2 separate regions of the Homo sapiens genome follow, and region 1 is linked to region 2. A link is a loop called in an ENCODE intact Hi-C map of the cell type or tissue named here. Cell type or tissue: psoas muscle. All regions are shown on one strand. Region 1 overlaps MED13 (mediator complex subunit 13). Region 2 overlaps MED13 (mediator complex subunit 13).

Region 1 (8,000 bases), 51 kb before region 2:
TGATATGTATTTGAGCATTTGATAGCATGTTTAGAAATCAGTTTTTGTTTTGATGGCCTACTTTGCCCCGAGTTTGTAAGAGATCAAGTGCTACTAGTGTTAGGCATTAGTGAATAGATGAATGAGATAAGATTTGCCTGTGAGTCAAAGAATGTACGATCTGCAAATACCTTCATTGCTACCAGACCTTACATATCTTACAATTTTTGTCTTAGTACTCAGAGTAGATAAGCAGTGGCATTGGTACCTTCTAGTGTGTAAAAATTGTTTATTTCAAAGTACAAGATAGTGTATTTTAGTAGTACTAATGCAAAAACATCTCAGTCTGTGATTTTTAGATTTCATTTATTCACTAGCAAGTATTGACACCTATTATGTACCAGGTACTCTAGGCATCTGTGCTAAATTAGTGAACAAAGGTTAGACCCCTGTCCTTGTGGAGCTTTTATGTTCTAGTGTGAGTGACAGTCAACTATGAATATAATAAATTATGTAATATGTTAAAAGATAAATGCTATGCAGGAAAATAGAGCAGGGTAAGGGGGATTATTATTGAGGCAAGTGGGCATGGGCATATTGCTATTTAAAATAAAGTAGTTATGGGCTCATAGGTGACATTTAAGCAAAGACTTGAAGGAAGTGAGCGAGTTGGCCATGCAGATATTTGGAAGGAGAATGTTCCCCATAAAAGAAATAGCCAGGAATGGGTCTGGAACCCATTGAGGAACATAAAGGAAGCCCTTGGAAGCAGTATAAGAGAGGACTAGAATAGTAAAAGATGAAGAGGAGAAGAACAAGATGATGGGAAGTTTTCATAGGATGGTATAAGGACTTTGGTTTTTTTCTCAGAGTGAAATAGTCATTGCAAGATTCTGGCCATGATCTGACTGCAAGCTTGGCTGCTAGCTACTGTTAGGACAACCTGAGAACCTTAGCTTTGTAAACCCGAGAGAATAGGAATTTGAGAGTCTAAACATGTCTTATGCAAACCAGAAGCTAATGATTCTGTGTTCACACTCACCGAGCAGTCGGGTCTTCAGAGAGAAAAAACTCCTGATGCTTTCCAGGGTTCTTTGGTATAGATCAGCTTGCTTCTTGTTGTGGCATCCCTCTTTTATCCTTAGATTTCAGCTTTCTGTGGTCTGTCAGTTTCCACTAGCTCATCTTTCCAACTTCCTTGTTGTCTTCTCTTTTATTCTGTCATCTCCTGTCATTTTATTGGTTATTTTAGGAGAATAAAGAGAAACAATTTCTTAGTTGCTGTGTTGAACCAGAAGACTAATAACTTAAAAATTGATGTGCCAATGTGATTAGAAAACTCAGATACTTGCACTGAAACTTCACTTTCCATTGTGAAACATCTTGCCAGAATTAATAGTAATAATGCTATTTTCATGAAACACAAATCAGGCCTTCAAAAATTTAAAACTTAAAGTATATCTACTCATGGCAGTAAAAAAAAAATACATAATCACTTTCCTTGTATAAATGTATAAATTGTTTAAAAGTATTTTACTCACTTTTATAAAGCTCCCACTTTGAGTCACTGTACTGGAGCAGTTTAGATTTAAGAGCCCCTTTCAGGGAATGGATTTGTACAAAATAGTGTGCTTGAGGACTTGAGAACCGTGAGTTACCTAAACCGTGAATTACCTAAAGACAACATATTTTGGTAGAAAGATCATATAGTTAGGAAACTTGGATTTTGGCCCCATTTCTCTATGGCTAAATTTTAGACTTCAATAAATTATTTAATATTTTCATGCCTCCTCATTTCTGAAATAAGGGATTGTAGGTTAGATAATCTTTAAGTAATTCTAAAAACATTATGATACTTAACGTCATTTTGGAAATTTTTAATGCTTATGTGGATAATTAATTTTTTTTAATTTTTTTATGCAGGTTAATGGTGCAATGTAAGAAACCTTTAAAAGTTTCTGATGAATTAGTGCAGCAATATCAAATTAAAAACCAGTGTCTTTCAGCAATAGCATCTGATGCAGAACAAGAACCTAAAATTGATCCATATGCATTTGTTGAAGGAGATGAGGAATTCCTTTTTCCTGATAAAAAAGATAGACAAAATAGTGAGAGAGAAGCTGGAAAAAAACACAAGGTAAGAGAAATCACAGTACACCAAAGGGTCACTGTTGATTTTGTAGCACTGCATATAGTAACACTCTTACTACCACAGTTATCTCACTTCTTTTGTCTTAGAATAGAAAGAGTAATCATTTATTTAGAAAAACTTATTTTTGCCCGGCTGCGGTGGCTCATGCCTGTAATACCAGCACTTGGGGAGGCCGAGGCAGGCAGATCACCTGAGGACAGGAGTTTGAGACCAGCTTGGCCAACATGGTGAAACCCTGTCTCTAATAAAAATACAAAAAGTAGCTGGGTGTGGTGGTGTGCGCCTTGTAATCCCAGCTATTCGGGAGGCTGAGGCAGGAGAATCCCTTGAACCCAGGAGGCAGAGGTTGCAGTGAGCCAAGATCAGGCTACTGCACTCCAGCTTGGGTGACAGAGCGAGACTCCGTCTCAAAAAGAAAAAAAGAAAAATGTATTTTTTTGAATGGGTAAATCAAGCACATGGTACCAATTATAGCTGACCTCTGATAATGAAAATATTTTGTTGTTTAAAAGTTTCTGGGTTGGATAAAGGGCATATTAAACTTGTCATAATTGAAATCAGGACATTTAGGTAGGCTATTTTGACAGTGATTTTAAAATATGTTGTAAGTGAATTACCAGTTTTCAAAGATACAATAAAATATACATCACTGAGTTTAAAAAATATGTGCTATTTTTGAATATGTGATTCAGGAACTTACAGTGCACCTAGAAGTAAAAATGAAGTGCAAGATATATAGTTATTAGAATAAAATTTAAAAATCAAATATATGAGAATTTGTTAAGATTAAGATAACTTTGCTACACAGGAATTATGTCTTATATACAAAATATGAAAATAGGCTAGACACAGTGGCCCACGCTTGTAATCCCAGCACTTTGGGAGGCTGAGGTGGGTGGATCACTAGGTCTGGAGTTCGAGAGCAGCCTGGCCAAGATGGTGAAACCCCATCTCTACTAAAATCACAAAAATTAGCTGGGTGCGATGGCGGGCGCCTGTAGTCCCAGCTACTCAGGAGGCTGACACAGGAGAATCGCTTGAACCCAGGAGGCAGAAGTTGCAGTGAGCTGAGATCATGCCAGTGAACTTCTGCCTGGTGACAGAGCAATACTCCGTTTAAAAAAAAAAAAAATTGAAATCTGTAAAGTTATGAAAAGGATCCAATAATACGTGTGAGTTTTTTTTTTTGTTTGTTTGTTTGTTTTGAGACGGAGTTTCGCTCTTGTTGCCCAGGCTGGAGTGCAAAGTTATGATCTTAGGTCACTGCAACCTTCGCCTCCCTGATTCAAGTGATTCTCCTGCCTCAGCCTCCCTAGTAGCTGAGATTACAGGCATGCGCCACTACGCTCGGCTAATTTTGTGTATTTTCAGTAGAGACGAGATTTCTCCATGTTGGTCAGGCTGGTCTTGAACTGCTGACCTCAAGTGATCCGCCCGCCTCGGCCTCCCAAAGTGCTGGGATTACAGGCGTGAGCCACCGTGCCTGGCCCCCAATAATATGTTTAATACAAAATTAGTTTCACAAAGTTTTACTTAGCCCTACTATATGCCAGGTACTTGAAATTTTGTCTTTTTGGAAGTATGAGAGTAGTGGTAGTTGGGAAGGCTGCAGGTATAATAGAAAGAACGTGAACCGGCTGGGTGCTGTGTCTCACGCCTGTAATCCCAGCACTTTGGGAGGCTGAGGCGGGCAGATCACCTGAGATCAGGAGAGCGAGATCAGCCTGGCCAACATGGCGAAACCCCATCTCTGCTAAAAATACAAAAATTAGCCAGGTGTGGTGGTGCATGCCTGTAATCTCAGCTGCTTGGGAGGCTGAGGCGGGAGAATCTCTTGAACCCAGGAGGGGGAGGTTGCAGTGAGCCAAGATCATGCCACTGCACTCTAGCGTGGGTGACAGAGTGAGACTCTGTCTCAAAAAAAAAAAAAAAAAAAGAAAGAAAGAAAGAAAGAACATGGACTTTGGAATTTGACAGATTTAGGATAAAATTTCAGCTCTCACTGTTTATCAGCCATATTTTCTGGGGCACATTAGAGTCTCTACTTTTGTCTATAAGATAAACATACCACAGGCCAGGCGTGGTGGCTCATACTTATAATCCCAGCACTTTGGGAGGCTGAGGTGGGCGGATCACAAGGTCAAGAGATTGAGACCATCCTGGCCAATGTGGTGAAACCACATCTCTACTAAAAATACAAAAATTAGCTGGGCGTGGTGGCATGTGTCTGTAGTCCTAGCTACTTGGGAAGCTGAGGCAGGAGATCACTTGACCTAGGAGGCAGAGGTGCAAGTGAGCCGAGATCGTGCCACTGTACTACAGCCTGGTGATAGAGCGAGAGTCCATCTCAAAAAAAAGTAATAATAAGCATACTACTTACTTGTTACTGTAAGAATCAGTGATAATGTATGTTAAACACTTAGCTGGATGCCTGACACACAGCTCCTCAATAATTGGTAGATTTTATTGTTGGTAAATTATATATTTCAGCCTAACATGAAATATTTGTTTGCAGGTAGAAGATGGGACATCTAGTGTAACAGTGTTATCACATGAAGAAGATGCTATGTCATTATTTAGTCCCTCTATCAAGCAAGGTAAAATCTTTATTTCCTAATGAAAATATTGCATTCCAGGATTGTTACTACAGACTGATCTGATATTGTTGGACTTCTAATGTTCCTTTTTGTATAATTCATTATGTTTCATAGAAAGGAATCTTTCTTAAATGATGGGTTTATTGGTTATCTTTTATTGGAAGAAGCAAGTTCAGGTGATAGAATTTGTGTTTTTAATTGTTGCAGCCTCTTTCCTGTTTTTACATATAAAAATAGTTTTCTATTAAAAACTCAGTTTTATGTAATAGATTTCTCACCCCCTTCTACTGGGAATTACGTGAAAGGAAGTAAAAGAATGAAGGCACATATTGACTGGAAAGTGATTGAGAAAAGGCCATTGTTATACTATGCCAAGGCTATGGTTATACTCTCCAGGAAAAACACACTTGAAAAAAATGGGAGAAAGATACTGATGTCCAGTTGGTTGACAGTAGAGTGTTTCATCATCATAACTCCAAGTGTTTGCTCTCTGAAGACACTACTTTCAAGCCTATAGCAATGGGGGTTACAATTCGAAGACTATCAGTTCTCTTCATACCTGTCTCCATTGTTTAAATTATAATTGAAAAATGGATCTGGGCACCGTGGCTCACGCCCGTAATCCCAGCACTTTGGGAGGCCAAGGTGGGTGGATCACTTGAGGTCAGGAGTTCAAGACCAGCCTGTCCAACATGGTGAAACACCATCCCTACTAAAAAAATACAAAAATTAGGCCGGGCACAGTGGCTCACACCTGTAATCTCAGCACTTTGGGAGGCCGTGGCGGGCGGATCACGAGGTCAAGAGATTGAGACCATCCTGGCCAACATGGTGAAACCCCGTCTCTACTAAAAAAATAGAAAAATTAGCTGGGCATGGAGGCACGCGCCTATGGTTCCAGCTACTCGGGAGGCTGAGGCAGGAGAATGCTTGAACCTGGGAGGCAGAGGTTGCAGTGTGCCGAGATCATGTCACTGTACTCCAGCCTGGCGACAGAGCGAGACTCTGTCTCAAACAAACAAACAAACAAAAATTAGCTGGGCGTGGTGGTGCATGCATGTAGTCCCAGCAACTTGGGAGGCTGAGGCAGCAGAATCGCATGAACCCAGGAGGCAGAGGTTGTGGTGAGCCAAGTTGGGCTGGGCACAATGGCTTACACCTGTAAGGCCGAGGCAGGTGGATCACCTGAGGTCAGGAGGTGAAGACCAGCCTGGCCAACAAGGTGAAACCCTGTCTCTACTAAAAATACAAAAATAAAGCATGTGTGGTGCCAGGTGCCTGTAATCCCAGCTACTTGGGAGGCTGAGGCAGGAGAATCGCTTGAACCCAAGAGGCAGAGATTGCAGTGAGCCGAGATTGTGCCACTGCACTGCAGCCTGGGTGACAGAGCGAGACTCTGTCTCAAAAAATAAATAAATAAATAAAAATTGAAAAATGATTTAGAATAAGCTCAACTATGATTGTGTTGTGACATAGAATAAATAGGAGTAAAATGTTTTAAAGTTTTCACCTGTAAAATGAGGAGATAAGGTCATTGCCTAAGGTCCTTCAGATCTAAAACCACAATTTCTAAATTAAACTTTACTGGAATTTTGCTGTCATTTTCTTCCCACACACACAAGTTAAGAGAGCTGTTCTGAGGCCACTAATTCAACAAATACTTAGTTAGCACCTGTTATGTGTAGGTACTGTTTGGGTATTGGGGACACAGTGGTCAAGACTCCACTTTGAATATGTCTGACTTAAACTCCTTGTGAATGGAATAGAGAGACATAGTATAGTAATTCATTTACAAAACCCATTTAACTTGTAAAATAATTTTTTTAATTGACAAGTAAAAATTATATATATTTATGGTATACAACATGATGTTTTGGGGGGGAGTGTGTATATATATATATATATATATATACACAGTGCGCCAAGTGTGTGTGTGTATATATATATATAGTGAGACCCTATACATATATACACACATACTAAAAAATATATATATATTTACATTTTTTTAACATTTTACTCATATTCTGTGTCACAACACAGTTACAGTTTATCTTATTCTAAATCATTTTTCAGTTATAATTTAAACAATGGAGACTGGTATGAGGAGAATTGTTAGTCTCCTATTGTAACCCCACAACTATAAGCTTGAAAGTACTGTCAAGTCTTCAGTGAGCAAACACTTGGAATTATTTTACATATATATGTGTGAGTGTGTATATATATGTGTGTGTGTATATGTGTGTGTATGTATATATAGTGGAATGGGTAGATCAAGCTGTTTAACATATGCATTACCTTACATACCTTTTTTGTGCGTGTGGGTGAGAATACTTAAAATCTACTTTCAGCAATTTGCAAGTATACAATATGTTATTATTCACTATGATGTACAGCAAAATCCATTTAACTTTTGATGTGGGCAAAGTAAGTCATCTTCTGGTGTGTGTTTTCGATGACAAAGTTTTAATATTTGGAATAAATAGAGGGTCAGTCTGTGGATAACCAAAAATAAGAAAAAAATCTATCTGAACAATGAACAAATGGTCTAGGTAGCTTGAAAATTCAACAGTTTGGATTCTTTGCCGGAGTGATCTACAGATTCAGAGCAATCCCTATCAAAATTCCAATGACACTTTTCACAGTAATAGAAAAAACAATCCTAAAATGTGTATAGGGTCACAAAAGGCCCTGAATGGCTAAAGCAGTCTTGAGCAAAAAGAACAAAGTTGGTGGCATCACACTACCTGATTTGAAAGTCTGCTGCAAGGCCAAGTGTCATGGCCCATGCCTATAATCTCAGTATTTTGGGAGGCCACAGTAGGAGAATTGCTTGAGGCCAGGAGTTCAAGACCACCTTGGCCAACGTAGTGAGACCCTATCTGTGTAAAAACAATAAATAGGCCAGGTGCAGTGGCTCATGCCTGTAATCCGAGCACTTTGGGAGGCCAAGGTGGGCAGATCACCTGAGGTCAGGAGTTTGAGACCAGCCTGGTCAACATGGCAAAACTCCGTTTCTACTAAAAATACAAAATTAGCCAGGTGTGGTGGCGTGCACCTGTAATCCCATCTATTTGGGAGGCTGAGGCAGAATTGCTTGAATCTAGGAGTCGGAGGTTGCAGTGAGCCAGGATCGCTCCATTGCACTCCAGCCTGGGTGACAAGAGTGAAACTCCATCTCCAATCAATCAATCAATCAAATGTTAAATATTTTAAAAATTAAAATATATGGCTGGGCGTGGTGGCTCACGCCTGTAATCCCAACACTTTGG
Region 2 (8,000 bases):
ATTAACCTTTTTTTTTTCCAGTCACAGTATTTGTGAAAAGTAATGAGCCATAGTACCCAGTCATGTTAAATGAATATTAAAAGCATGGAGAGGAAACATGAGGAACAATGAATTTCAACATATGGCTTCAGAACATGAAGATGTTCTTGTATGGATTATAGTATCTAGTATTCAAAAATGCCTGCATCTCTTCTCTTATTTATTGTAAGTTTTTAAATGTATAAATTGTCTTATATTTCTTAACCTCTTTTATAAAAATTTTCCTAGAAGGTTTATACTGCCTTCTTGCTTTAAAGCAATTGGTCTAAAATATATGTAATCGTCTTAATTAAAAAGTTGCAGTAGGGTTGCTTTTAGAGTATTATTTTTTTGTAAGGGGGTGGGTGGGACAGTAAATTTGTATTGTCTCGATGTACAGTTTAACGGGGATAGAGGGGGAATAATGTCCATACCATTGTGTGTGGAGGATTTACAGCTAAGCTGTAGTTGCAGAGTACATGTACAGTAATGAAGTTCACTGTGTTTATAAATTGAAAAGGTACCAGGTCTTACAGCATTTTATATATCACATCTTTACAGAATAACATGATGGCAATATACAAGTGGTATTGTTAGGTGGTTTAACTTAGAATAAAATGAGAATTCTTCAGTTATATTTTGTACTATGGTTTAGGGCTATGACTAATATTTCAGGCCATTTCCGGTGAAAGAAACTTAGTTTTACAAGAAAAACCATTTGCTACTGAATGCTTAAACTAATTTTAGTGTTTAATGTTACATGCTTAAATTTTTTTCAGTTTTAACAGTGGCATATTTAGGCATGGAAATATTATTATGAAATTTATTTTCAGGATCTGCTATAAGGTTGAAATTTAGCCCAGCTCTAGGCATTTTACAAATTATTTTTCAAGCAGTCATTCTTGATTGTTTGACTTTTTTTTTTAAATTAAAGATTGGGAATGTATGTGAGAGTATGCATATGTATGGGTGTGTGTGTGTGCGCGCAATCAAACTGTGGTGTAAATAGATTCTCAGTGAATTCTGGTATTCAGACTCTATTCCACTAGTGAAAGAACCATTTTTTAAACTTCCCTTGCCTTTTTTATTTATTTAATTTTCTTGGTTTGGAGATGTCAGTCCCAAACACCAGAGTCTGTACTTTTCTATAACACAGCTCAGATTAAGGTAGGGCATATGCCAAGGAGGTTCTCACCTCCCTAAAGAAGGGACTTGAATTTTAGGGACTTTAATTCACCCCTCCTTCAATACAACTTTCCCCCTTCTTGTTTGCACATGCCAAGATAACTGCTTTTATGCAGGCTGTACCCCCTTGAAAAATCCTTTCTACAGTGCTGCTCACAAAAGAGCCCAAGTTCGCCTCCTACCTGCATTGCTGACTTGAATTCACAGTCGCCGAGTCTACCTAGCTTTCTTGGAAGCAGTCTAGCAAAATTTCTATTTGTACGTTCACTAATTATCTACAAGGACAAAATCAGTTGTATTTACAAAACTCTACTTCAGTGTTTGTTTTAGTTTTTTTTTTTACTGAAACTTGTTTTTGTGAATACTCTGTGCTTAGAATTAAATATCACTTTCTTATGAACAACATAACTTCTTCAGATTGTGTATATGAAAACATTAGCAAGTCTTGTTTTTTCTATGAAGCAAACACAATTGGTGACAAAGGTTGTCAATCATTTCTTCAAAATTATAATGCAGTTCTAATGGTCAGCATATTTTGATATTAAATTTAAAGATCACCTCTCTGCATTTGTTTTTAAATTATGCTAATACACCACACATTATGTTGGTATGTTTTGTTCTGTACTTTCTTTAAAAAAAAAAAAAAAACTTGTCTGAGATTTGAAGGAAAATGTGCTTATTTGGAATTTCCATAAAAAGAGTATCCTTTTTATACACTTAATAGTGACTTTACAAAATAAAAGTTATATTCTCAGTTGTTTAAAATCACTAACCTATGATAACCACACCTCAATTTGAAAGTAGATTTAAAATTATTCCCTGACAGGTTATTTAATATGGAGCCATAAGGAGGGAACCCAGTACACAATTATTTTTTATTTGGGAATCAGGGAATAGTTCCCAAATATACAGGATTTATTGATAAGATTTTTTTTCTTCCCTTCATATATCCATTCAAACTCAATGGAAAGTTATTAAATAACCATTAGAAAAGCTCAGTAGACTTATTTGAGAAATTAAGCCTTGTGCAGGATGATGGATTTGACTTACTAATGTACTGTCACAGACAAATATGGGTAGTTTTGTTTAAATAGGTAAGCAAAATATTATACTTTATAGCAGTGGATTACCAACACCTTGACTTCTTTGTTACAGTGCTAACATCTTTTTTTTTGTGCAGGTATCCATGATTATTAAGCAGGGTGGAAGTTCAGTATTTTGTCATTTAAAAAGATTAGTTATATAATGTCTGCTTCCAGCCAGTGAGAAACATCTAGCCATACCTTTCTTATGCAAGCCATTGAGTTATCAGGACTGTGAATTAACACTGTATGAATAAATTTCTGTACACCTTATTGTTTGGCCAGAAGGCCACCAAGTGTACTTATATGTAATCCTTAAATTTTAAAGTAGCTGTAATTTTTAAATATTTCTAAACTTTTCTTAAACCACTAAAATTAAGCTCTTACTACTTAGTCAACTATCCTCAGCTGTATTCGTACTCAATTGTCAGTATGGCACAGATTACTGTATTAAAATATTCTCCTTTCGTCTTCATATTTACCTTCTGAGGTAATTTTTTAACTTAATGTGTTACTACAAAGATTTGCAGATCTTTAATCAAGCACTATGTTAATACTGTAATATCAGAATACTATGTTGCATTATTTAAAATGTTCAAATTGAATAGATTAAAAAGTTTTTAAATGCTATTGCATCATATAATTTGCTATTCATCCACTATGGCATTGCATATCAATCAGTTAATACACTTAATGTTGCATGAGTGATATTTTGGTCTGGGTTTCCTCTTAAGATTTTAGTTTGTCTGAATTAAGGAAAAATGTTTTTAATATACATTCTTATTTTGTCCCACCCCTCCAGAAATAAGCTGGAAATCTTAACTTTTTGGGGGGTCTTTTTTGGTGTTTTAATGGGCCCAGAACTGTGGTTTAAATTTTTATGTATGTATTTTCTTTTTTGTGGAGTATAAATTTAAAAACTGGATTTGGGACCTAAAATACTCCTCAGGTTGATGTATTCATGAAGTTTTAAAACATCTTTAGTTTTCAAAGTAAACTGGATATGTGGACCTTAAAGTTATTGAGTTTAAGCTACAAATTGTAACGTCATTACTGGACATGTCAGCATCAACCCTCTCAAAATAGCTTGGTCACTTTATGAAGGGGCGTTTTAAAGTTGTTGTTTAGCAGTGACATTTAATATGGTCCAATTGCTTTTCTTTTTAACGTGACAAAAAGAGAATAAGGAACAAACACTATTGCTGCCGAATGCCATAACACTGAGTTGTACAAATTGTGATTGAGGAAATGAAAAGGTTTATACTTTTTAAAAAAAAAAAAACAAAAACAAAAAACAAAACTTCAAATGGAATAAATTATTCATGAAGCCTTCATTGTTGTGTCTTATTCTGTTGAAAATATTTCCATATTAAATTTGTGCAAAATTAGTAGCAATATTTTTGTGTCATTATAAATGGAAAGGGACAGCCTAGAAACTGATTAATGGTCTTTTAATTTTTCTGAAGTATTTTATTTTAAAAAGGATTTTAATCACATACAAATGTACAGTATGTAGAATAATTGTATATTTGTATACCTACCAATTCCTTGTAGGCTGGCCAGTTAGGTATTGTCTAGTCCAAACAAGCTACCTTCAAATATTTAAAGCTTAGCTGTATCCTATTTTTATTTGATCATAAGAACAATGTTCAGAAGTGAGTAATCCATCAAAAATAGTTCTGCCCATGTTCTGTAAGCACACATTTAAAATATTTTTGTCCAGACTTAAGCCAAGTAAGGACATACCTCAAAATTATTGTGATCATTTTGAAATAGTTTTTGCTGCAAAAATTTTAAAAATCCTTTAAAAGGAGTTGTATGTTGTTTGAACCGCCTATCCTCGGTTATTTTCTGTCTGACAGATCTTTAATCAAGCACTATTATATTACCTCTGGTTTGTTTCTATCTTTTTTTTTTTTTTTACTATAGTCTTATGTATAGCGAAAAACTGCAAATCAAGCTTTTTTTTAAAGGGGGTATTCACTTGTAAAACCACACACATGGATATTTTTATTTTAAACTTCAAAATATATGAAAGTTTAGGAAACGGGAAAAATCACATAATTCAGCTACAGCCACAATGGAGCACCAATATGTATTAGTACATTGATAATTTTGGTACATTTGAAAATTTGGAATACCAAACATTCATAGCTCACTGCAGCCTTGAACTCCTGGGCTCAAGCAGTCCTCCTTGCCTCAGCCTCCTTAGTAGCTGGGACTTCAGGTGCATGCCAACACACCTGGCTAGTTTTATTTTTTGTAGAGATGGGATCTCGCTATGTTGCCCGAGTCTCAAACTCCTGGCCTCAAGCCATCCTCTCGCTTTGGCCTCCCAAAGCATTGAGATTACAGTCATGAGTTGCTGCCATACCTGGCTAAATCTAACTGTTTTGAGTGTATTCCTGAGGTGTCTATTCTGTTATTCTGCTTTTGCCAATATCTTCCTGTCTACTGTAGGGGAGTTATCAATCCTGGACTGAAGATTAAGAACCTCTACCCTTAGTGTACTATAGCTATAACCAGAAATTCTGCTTGAGATTAATAGAAATTGATACTGTTAGAGCTGGGTTTTGTTTTGTCTTTTCCTTCTAGAGCAACCCAACAGAACCGTCAAGAATGACCTTCTGTTTAGTTTAAAGTCTAGGCCGGGCACGGTGGTTCACGCCTGTTTTCCTAGCACTTTGGGAGGCTGAGGTGGGCGTATCACCTGAGGTTGGGAGTTGGAGACCATCCTGACCAATATGGTGAAACCCGTCTACTAAAAATACAAAAATTAGCCAGGCTGTGTTGGCATGCACCTGTAATCTCAGCTACTTGGGAGGCTGAGGCGGGAGAATCACTTGAACCCAGGAGGCAAGGTTGCAGTGAGCCGAGATCACACCGCTGCCCTCCAGCCTTGGTGACAGAGTGAGAAGATCCTGTCTCAAAAAAAAAAAAAAAAAAAAGTTTAAAGGCTGATGCTTTAAAGACTTCCTTATTTTGCTCCTACCTACTACAGAGAAAAAAATTAGAAGTGATAAATTTAAATCATGCCACGTGTCCAAGCCATATAATGTCTTACAGATTTGCATTCGGAATGTGTGAGTTTAAGTCTTGGTTTTGTCGTTTTCTTTTTGTTTGGAGCATATCTGATCAGTAAGACCAACAGTTACCTTCTACAAAAGCCACTTGGTCCCTAGAGAACAACCATTTGTCCCTTGTCACTGTGCATGACACTACCATCTATCCTGTTGTGCAAACCATAAACTCTTCCTTGCAACCATTCATCAAAAACTATCAGTTTTGTGTACTATCAAATATGTTCATTTCTATTTCTGCTGTCCTGATCTTAGTCTAAATTAGCATTATCCATTGCTATATAACATTAGATAAAACTACCTTATCTGAGTGGACCATTGCAATAGACAGGTACTCCTATCTGATCTCTACACTCACTGTGGTCCTTGGTAGCTGAAAACCTTTAGTAGCTGCTGCTTGCTCTAAAGATGAATACAGTCTCAAAATGGGCCTCTATGTTTTCCTCCTTGCTTTTTAGTCATTTGAGTTCCTTGAAAGACCCATGGGTATTTTTTGCCTTAAAGCTTCCACCTGATTTCCACATTACACCCTTGCTTCAGATCAGGCTCCCTTGTTACACACTCTTATTGTAATACCCTATATGGAGCCTTTGTTGTGTTTTTTTCTTTTTTTTTTTTCTTTTTGAGACAGAGTCTCGCTCTGTTGCCCAGGCTGGAGTGCAGTGGCGTGATCTCTGCTCACTGCAACCTCCGCCTCCCGGGTTCAAGCAATTCTCCTGCTTCAGCCTCCCAAGTAGCTGGGACTAGGCGCACGGTGCAATACCCGGCTAATTTTTTGTATTTTAGTAGAGATGGGGTTTGGCCACGTTGGCCAGGCTGGTCTTGAACTCCTGCCCTCAGGTGATCTGCCCGCCTCAACCTCCCTAAGTGCTGGGATTACAGGCATGAGCCACCTGCACCTGGCCTGTAGTGTTTTTCTTAGTTTACAATTGTATGATTTTTATTTTATTTATTTTTGAGACAATTTCACTCTTGTCGCCCAGGCTGGAGTGCAATGGCACGATCTTGGCTCATTGCAACCTCCACCTCCCGAGTACAAGCAATTCTCCTGGCTCAGCCTCCCCGAGTAGCTGGGATTACAGGTGCCTGCCACCACTCCCTGCTAATTTTTTTGTATTTTTAGTAGAGATGGGGTTTCACCATGTTGGCCAGACTGGTCCCAAACTTCTGATCTCAGGTGATCCACCTGCCTCAGCCTCCCAAAGTGCTGGGATTACAGGCGTGAGCCACCACACCCGGTCAATTGTATGATTATTTGTCATCACCAGACAACTCTATGAGGGCAGAAATTAGATCTATTTTGCTCATCATTGTATCTCCAGAGTCCAACACAATGCCCAGCATTGGAGTAAGGTATTTAAATATTTTAAAAAAATTTTTTTTGAGAGACAGGGTCTCCCTCTGTCACCCAGGCTGGGGTGCAGTGGCACCCTCATGGCTCACTCTAACAGCCTCCTGGGCTCAAGCAGTCAGAACTACAGGTATGTGCTACCACACCTAGCTAATTTTTGTATTTTTTTTATGGAGATGGAGGTCTCGCCATGTTGCCCAGGCTGGTCCTGGCCTCAAGCAGTCCTCCCATCTTGGCCTCCCAAAGTGCTGGGATTACAGGCGTGAGCCACTGTGCCTGGCCAACTTGAGTATTTTTGAATAAAAGCATTTTTGAATTGAGTTTTTGTGATAAAACACCTCAAACTACAGAACTTTGCTGAAGTGTGTTTTGCAAATACTTTTAATGAAGTTATAAAATTCTAACTACTTTGGACTCGTTTTAATATTAGAAGTAGTTTAGGATCATAGGATTAGGATTCCTCAGTTGTTAGGTTTGCCACATTTGTGAACTTGGGCAAAACACTTAACCTCTTGAAGTCACAAGTTGTTCATTTGTAAAAGAACATAACTATATCTTTCTAATTAGCTTTGTTAACCTCAAAGGAAATTGCAAAAATTTTGAAAATTATAAAATATTAGCTGGATGTGGTGGTGCACACCTGTAGCCCCAGTTACTTGGGGAGGCTGAGGTGGGAGCATCACTCGAGCCTAGAAAGTCGAGGGTGTAGTGGGCCATGATCGTGCAACTGCACTCCGCCTGGGCGATGGAGTGAGACCCTGTCTCAAAAAAAATTTATAAAAGTGTGAGAGATGATTGTTTAATACTTACGCTCTCTAGAAGAGCCAAATTCAGAATAAACTAAGGTTTACAAGAGAATGTCTACTTGGAAACATGAACATAATAGGTGGATAATTAAAGGCAACAAAAAGGACTTTTAAATATGTTCCAATAAGAGTACAGATGGGTAAGATAACAAAAAGTATTTAGACCTGACTGGACTCAGTGGCTCATGCCTGTAATCCCAGCACTTTGGGAGGCCAAGGCGGGAGGATCACTTGAGGTCAGGAGTTCAAGACCAGCCTGGACGACACGGTGAAACCCCGACTCTACTAAAAATACAAAAAAAATTTAGCCGGGCATGGTGGCAGGCCCCTGTAGTCCCAGCTATTCAGAAAGCGATGGCAAGGGAATCGCTTGTACCCAGGAGCTGGAGGTTGCAGTGAGCCGAGATCGAGCCACTGCGCTCCAGCCTGAGCGACAGACCGAGACTCCGTCTCAAAAAAAAAAAAAAAAAATTATTTA

Evidence for each region. Peaks named below come from ENCODE experiments on the same cell type or tissue, not always from the same donor. Only the 100,000 strongest peaks of a DNase experiment are listed, where the experiment ranks them.
Region 1: a loop joins it to region 2, with 6 times the contacts of the local background. A loop is called at or near these places in 4 of 110 quality-filtered maps.

Annotation. Positions count from the first base shown.
Region 1 is chr17:61,989,268-61,997,267 of GRCh38, reverse strand. It overlaps MED13 (mediator complex subunit 13), which reads left to right. Exons shown (of 30, transcript NM_005121.3): 10 at 1,903-2,116; 11 at 4,647-4,728. Among named protein-coding and RNA genes, the nearest start is that of INTS2, 65 kb to the right of the region's middle. In psoas muscle, no CTCF peak of the experiment used is centred here; no DNase peak of the experiment used is centred here; H3K4me3 peaks cover 331 bases; H3K27ac peaks cover 879 bases.
Region 2 is chr17:61,938,224-61,946,223 of GRCh38, reverse strand. It overlaps MED13 (mediator complex subunit 13), which reads left to right. Exons shown (of 30, transcript NM_005121.3): 30 at 1-3,619. Among named protein-coding and RNA genes, the nearest start is that of INTS2, 14 kb to the right of the region's middle. In psoas muscle, no CTCF peak of the experiment used is centred here; no DNase peak of the experiment used is centred here; H3K27ac peaks cover 1,653 bases.